2 separate regions of the Mus musculus genome follow, and region 1 is linked to region 2. Evidence: chromatin contacts called from ENCODE Hi-C data. All regions are on one chromosome and are shown on one strand. Each heading gives the region's core, a stretch centred on a gene start or an enhancer-like site at or near the end of the contact. The rest is flanking DNA. Distances are from core to core; before and after follow the strand shown. Region 1 overlaps Sptbn1 (spectrin beta, non-erythrocytic 1). Region 2 holds the start of Acyp2 (acylphosphatase 2, muscle type).

What was found. Hi-C counts contacts between places; a loop is a spot of excess contacts on that map.
Region 1: a loop to region 2 is called in a map of T-helper 1 cell, with 2.0 times the contacts of the local background. The contact joins the enhancer-like site here to the promoter of Acyp2 in region 2. A Hi-C loop is called at or near these places in 13 of 37 maps with a recorded cell type or tissue (ES-E14, Patski, T-helper 1 cell and 4 more).

Annotation. Positions count from the first base shown.
Region 1 is chr11:30,101,260-30,104,385 of GRCm38, reverse strand. Sptbn1 (spectrin beta, non-erythrocytic 1) reads left to right here. Exons shown (of 35, transcript NM_175836.2): 33 at 965-1,138; 34 at 2,731-2,773. Among named protein-coding and RNA genes, the nearest start is that of Eml6, 77 kb to the right of the region's middle. Within about 2 kb of position 1,632, at least 1 of the 3 ENCODE cell types and tissues checked has a DNase peak (open chromatin) inside an H3K27ac peak, as active enhancers do.
Region 2 is chr11:30,647,913-30,650,813 of GRCm38, reverse strand. It overlaps Acyp2 (acylphosphatase 2, muscle type), which reads left to right and starts at 1,418. Exons shown (of 4, transcript NM_029344.3): 1 at 1,418-1,513. The coding sequence starts at 1,435.

The DNA of each region.
Region 1 (3,126 bases), core at 383-2,882, 550 kb after region 2:
TGGCCCAGGGTCTCGCAGGATTGGCATTCAGAAGGTCAGAGCTTGTCATTCTTGTGTGTACAGTGTGTTGAGAATCGGAGTGAGAGTGACACTCAGCTCAGGAGATGTAGCTGGCAGGAATCGCAGGAGTGGCCTGAGGCTTGTCCTGAGGAGGCGCTCACTAGAGCAAAGTTGAACAGTCTCCTGAAGTGAAGTGACCTCATTGTAGGGTTCCTAGTAGGATCCGGCTTTCACAGGTACTCACTCCTCCATATGAGTCTTGAGATGACCATCTCCCACCAGTCTCTAAGTTTATTATTTAGCTGATGAGATAGTAGTGACTCTGAGAGGTTGTAAAAAAGCATACTTTTTTAGACATCTAGTAAATAGTAAAACTGAGATGAAAACCACATCTAATTCCAAAGCTGGTACAACTTAGCTGGTCTGCCATATGTCTAGATTACTGTACATGTGGAGTGTCTACTGTACAAAGGACTTGTGTCTGTGTTGGATAAGGTAACGGTCTGATGTTCTCATTAAGTTATCGTATACTGACAGTTTGCCCCTTGGGTATTGTTGGCACACACCTGAGTGTAGCTCCCCAAAGGGATACCATAAATACCAATGGCCCTGGATCTACCCTCTTGTCAGTAGCTGAACCCCAGAAAGAATGTCACTAAGTCTGGGGGAGATTGTGCTTGAGAATAAGGAGCCTTGTCTGTGTTCCTGAACATGAGTGAAAAGCTTCAAAGGCCGCATGTGATAGAAGGGACAGCAGCTCACGTGTTCTCTGATGCAGAGCCGTATCCCTCCCCAGCTGCGCCTCAGGCATATGCGCTGTTCCAAAGAGGCTGAGTTCAGGGCTAATATTTGGTATAGGTTCAGTTTAGAGAGGCTTTGAATAAGGGGTAGCCTGTTTGTGAAGATCTTTCAGCAAAGGTGAGCGCAGAGCCTTAATACTTCTTTCTCTGCTGTACCCACTCAGGTCCTGGCACAATGTATATTGTGTCATAAATAACCAAGAAATGGGCTTCTATAAAGATGCCAAGAGTGCTGCTTCTGGCATCCCCTACCACAGTGAGGTCCCTGTGAGTTTGAAAGAGGCCATCTGCGAAGTGGCCCTTGATTACAAAAAGAAGAAGCACGTGTTCAAGCTAAGGTAAGAGTTTTCAAGCTCATGGCTGTCTGGGTGTGTTCATCTCACAGAGGTTGGCTTTCCCGCTAAGGTACTGTGATGGCCGTGCCTCCTCCTACCATTCTCAGTCCCTAAGAAAGTGAATATCCAGTCTGCACACAGCCTACTGAGACTTGCTGGATTAATTCTGAGGAACCAAGGTCACTCTTCCCTGGGCCTGGTTGTGCACCTGGACCCAGAGGAAAAGGAGCCTTCATTTCATGACCTGGAACACACTGTTCCCCGACACTGCTGTGGGCCATAATTGTCACAGTATATAATGGGAGCTTTAAAGTCCCATTTTGAGTCCTTCTGGCTTATGCAGACTAAGGAATTACCATGTTTGCTTCAGATAGGTACTGTGAGTCATCCTAGAGCCTGAGGAGACAAACAGGAAGTACTTGGGTGGGACAGGCCATCCTCCCCAGCTCTTCCCACACTTCTGCATCCAAATGACTCCTCCTTGTGGAAGACACCCCCTCACACCACATCCACACGCATGCTCCTTGTGTTTGGATATTGGCAAACCATCTCATTTCTCAAAGTGTAAAAAGATAAGGCAAGGGGGTGAGAATGTGCTCAGTGGCAACAGTTCCTGCTGCCAAGCCTGATTATACAGCTTTCCTTCTCAGAACCCACGTGGTGGAAAGGAGGAAAGGAAAGGCTCTCTTGCAGGTTGTCTTTTTGACATTCACGAGTGTGCATACATACATATATTTTCAAAATACATTTTGTCATGAGAGTCCCAGATAACTTGACCTCTTAACTGTTCCATCTTAGCACCCCCTCCATGGACCTCAGAGTCAGTTCCTACTGCTGCACCCATAGTACCAGACATCACAGTGCCACACTGATGGCCTCCTGGGTGTGACTGCTTTCATTTCCATAAGAAAAATCTAGAGGTCTTTTTTTTTATTGTCAGTTGGGTAACTCTAGAAATTGCAGATGTGGAAGACACAAACTCAGAAGCTAGAATTTCAAGAGTACTCACCTTTTTTGAAGTTTTCTCTTGAATTCATTTCTGGTCAGAAATTAAGAATCCAAGTGGTATTGGCCATAACAAAGCCAGACCTTTCAGAGGTTGAATTTTTTTTTGATCCTTCTGTTGGATTAAAGCACCAGATTGCCTGTGTATATTGGATTTATCTGGTGAATGTGTGACTTCATAATGACCAGGGGCCATTGTCGGGCCAGTGCACATCTCCAGGCCTGGTCATCAACCCATGGAGAGCTCTATTGACATCTCTGAGGTAAACCCATGGCCTGCTTGTGACCCACCCTAGATAAGGGGATCATGGGGTTTTGTTTGGTTGGTTTGGTTTGGGTTTGTTTTGTTTTGTTTGTTCTGTTTTGCTTTTTGAGACAAAGTTCCTCTGTGCCTGGCTATTTTGAAAATCAAGCTATAGACCAGGCTTGCCTCAAACTCACAGAGATCCACCTACCTCTGCCTCCGGAGTACTGGAATTAAAGATGTACACCACCATACCTGGCCTGTATTTTTAATTTATATTTTTTAACTTTCTAATATGAAATTGTTACCTACATAATTATAAAATGTAATTTTCTTGAAATTACAGACTAAGTGATGGAAACGAGTACCTCTTCCAAGCCAAAGATGATGTAAGTTACTACTGGGTTTTGTTTTCTCAGATACCAAAGCTCATGGAAGTATTTGTGAGGTGTTCAACTGTCTGGTCTTCATAGCCACCAACACTAGACTAAAAGAAGAAAATATCATCATGTTCCTCATTAAAGGAGGGAAACTAGAGCAACATCCACTAGATTCACTGGAAACTAGGAGCAAGGAAGGCCCTTGCCTGCTGCTCCTTAGAGCAAGGCACAGAGAGGTGGCCCAAGTCTGAGTATATGTCCTGATGCCCAGTCCAAAGCCTCTACACTGTACTCCATTACCATTAGCCTCACCTCCTTGGAGAAGAGAGGGTCACCTCAGTGATCATAACATGTGCAGCAAT
Region 2 (2,901 bases), core at 169-2,668:
TCCATACTGGGCATAACTTGAGCATAGGAGACCTCAAAGCCCTGCCTCTACAGGGACACACTTTCTCCACTAAGGCCATATCTCCTCATAATGCCACTTCCCATGGGCCCAAGTATTCAAACACAGTCTGTATGGGCAACAAAGCTAGCCAAATCACCACAAGGCACCTTTCAGATTCATCAGCCTGAATGAAAAGATCAAGCCTAACTTTATCTCAGAATCACCACAGATTTGGCACCGTCAGAACATTTCAGAATTGATTCATTGTCTGTCTTAGTTAAGGTTTTTATTGCTGCCATGAAACACAATGACCAAAAAGCAGCTTGGGGGAGGAAAATGTTTATTTGGCTTATACCTCCACAGCACTGTACATATCAGGATAGGGACTCAAACAAGGCAGGAACCTAGAGATGATGTAGAGGCATGGGGGGTGGGGTGGGGGTGGGGACTGGTTACTGACTTGTTCCACATGGCTTACTCAGCCTGCTTTCTTATAGAACCCAGGATCCCTGGACTAGGGATGGCATCACCCACAACTGGCTGGGTTCCACTGCTCCCTCCCCCACCCCCCCATCAATCACTAATTAAGAAAATGCCTTATGGCTAGATCTTATGGAGGCATTTTCTCACTTGAGGTTCTCTCCTCTAAGATTACTCTAGCTTGTGCCAAGACTAGCCAGCACACTGACCAAATACCCTTTGTGCCACTAAGCTAAGCAGGTCCTTCATTTCAAATGTCCACCTCAGGATGTTGGAAATGGGGATATTGTTTCAAGGGCACACATTTTCTTCATATGAAGTGGAGATTATCATATATTTGCACAATGGTGAGTATAGTTAAGAATGATATATATTTAAAATCGTTGAAATCTTAAATGAAATCAGAGATGAAAGTTAATTAGCTTGAATTAATCTCCTTACAGTGTACCCATGGGTATACTATGTATTCTTTACAGTGTACCTATATAAAATCACCTAAAACTTAAAAATTCTTTGACATTTTATCCTTGCATATAATGAATTTTGGTAATTTTCCCCCTATTATCCTTCTCATCTCTACCCACTTAGACTTTACCCGCTCTGTCCTCTCAACAAGTCACCCTCTTATTTTCATCCTTATAGAAAAAACAAAACAAAACCTTTTTTGTGTCAAATAAACGTCGGTGGGTAGATATTAGTTGGTTTAATCCCCTCACATGCCCGACCTCCGTTTTCTTTAGAGAACCGGGTCCTGGGGAACGCAGAGAGGGAGCACCCTGCTAGGGAGCCCGAGCGCCGGGTGTCCCGTCGCCCTCACTGTGTACAACGGTCATCTGCCATCTTCTTACGCATGACCCAGCGCGCTCTTGTCTTGGCTTCTGGGCGTCGGTCCCAGAGCCCATAAGTCTTCCTCCCCTGGCGGCTGTCGCAGTCTCCGCGCCACATACCCAGCTAATGCTGCTCGGGAGAAGGCTGGCCGCCATGACCGAGCTGCTCAAGTCTGTGGACTACGAAGTGTTCGGGACAGTGCAAGGTACGGTCTGACCTGGGATGCCAAGACGAGGCCGTGGGAGGGAGAGGAGGAAGCTTATGCCATCCATTTTAGGGACGGTTCTTCTCACTGAGGCAGCGACTTCCGCTCAGCCATGACACAGCAGCCCGGGGCGGGGAGAACGGGCTAGCGCGGGGCGGAGGGAGGTCACCCTGGGTTCCCGAAGAGGACGCTGCAAGCCTATAGGATGGGGGTGGGGGACGCCTAAGTGCGGCAGAAAAGCAAGGGTACCTGAATGATACTGGGTGATTTACTTTGTCAGAGGTTGTAGCCCCTCTCCAGCTAGCAATTTTTCCTTCCTGGGTTTTGGAGATTGAACCTTATATATTTATGCACAGTCTTACATTTGCGTACTAGATTGCTGAAGTACACTCCCAGGCCATTTAAGTGAAGTTTTAAAATTTTTGTTTGATTATAAGCTTAAATAGATGCATAGAATATAATGTCTGACTTACTTTAAATCTTTATATTTGTAATTTAAAACGTTAAAACATTCTTTTAATTTTTTCTAACGCAACTTGACATAGTAGTGCATGTAGTCCTTATGCAGAAGAAGGTGGATATTTGAGTTCAAGACCAGGCTGGTCTATACACTTGAGAAAATTATCTAATGGCGTATAAATACTGTAACTATTTAATGTATATCATCCATTTAAAAGAAGAAAACTTTTTGAGACTGGAAATGTAGCTCAGTAGAGTGCTTGCTTAATAGTCACCAAGCCCTGGAATGGGTGCTCTGCTCTGTACCAGACCAAGGACGAGCTAGTCCTTATAAGCCTGTAATGCAGGTTCCGGTCTTCAACATAAAAATAATGCCTTTCTTTTTCTTTTTCTTTTTCTTTTTCTTTTTCTTTTTCTTTTTCTTTTTCTTTTTCTTTTTCTTTTTCTTTTTCTTTTTCTTTTTCTTTTTCTTTTTCTTTTTCTTTTTCTTTTTCCTTTTCCTTTTCCTTCTCCTTCTCCTTCTCTTTCTCTTTCTCTTTCTCTTTCTCTTTCTCTTTCTCTTTCTCTTTCTCTTTCTCTTTCTCTTTCTCTTTCTCTTTCTCTTTTCTCTTTCTCTTTCTCTTTCCCTTTCCCTTTTCCTTTTCCTCTTTCTCCTCCTCCTCCTCCTCCTCCTCCTCCTCCTCCTCCTCCTTCTCTTTCTTTTTCTTTTTCTCTTTATTTTTTCTCTTTTTTGGGGGGTGGGGCGGGGGCTTGAGACTCGGTTTCTCTGTATAGCCCTGGCTGTCCTGGAACTCACTTTGTAGACCAGGCTGGCCTCGATCTCAGAAATCCTCCTGCCTCTGTCTCCCAAGTGCTGGGATTAAAGGCGTGTGCCCTTTAACGAGGATATTACTTCCTGTTTGAGTCGGATTTCCATTCTACCTTCTCCA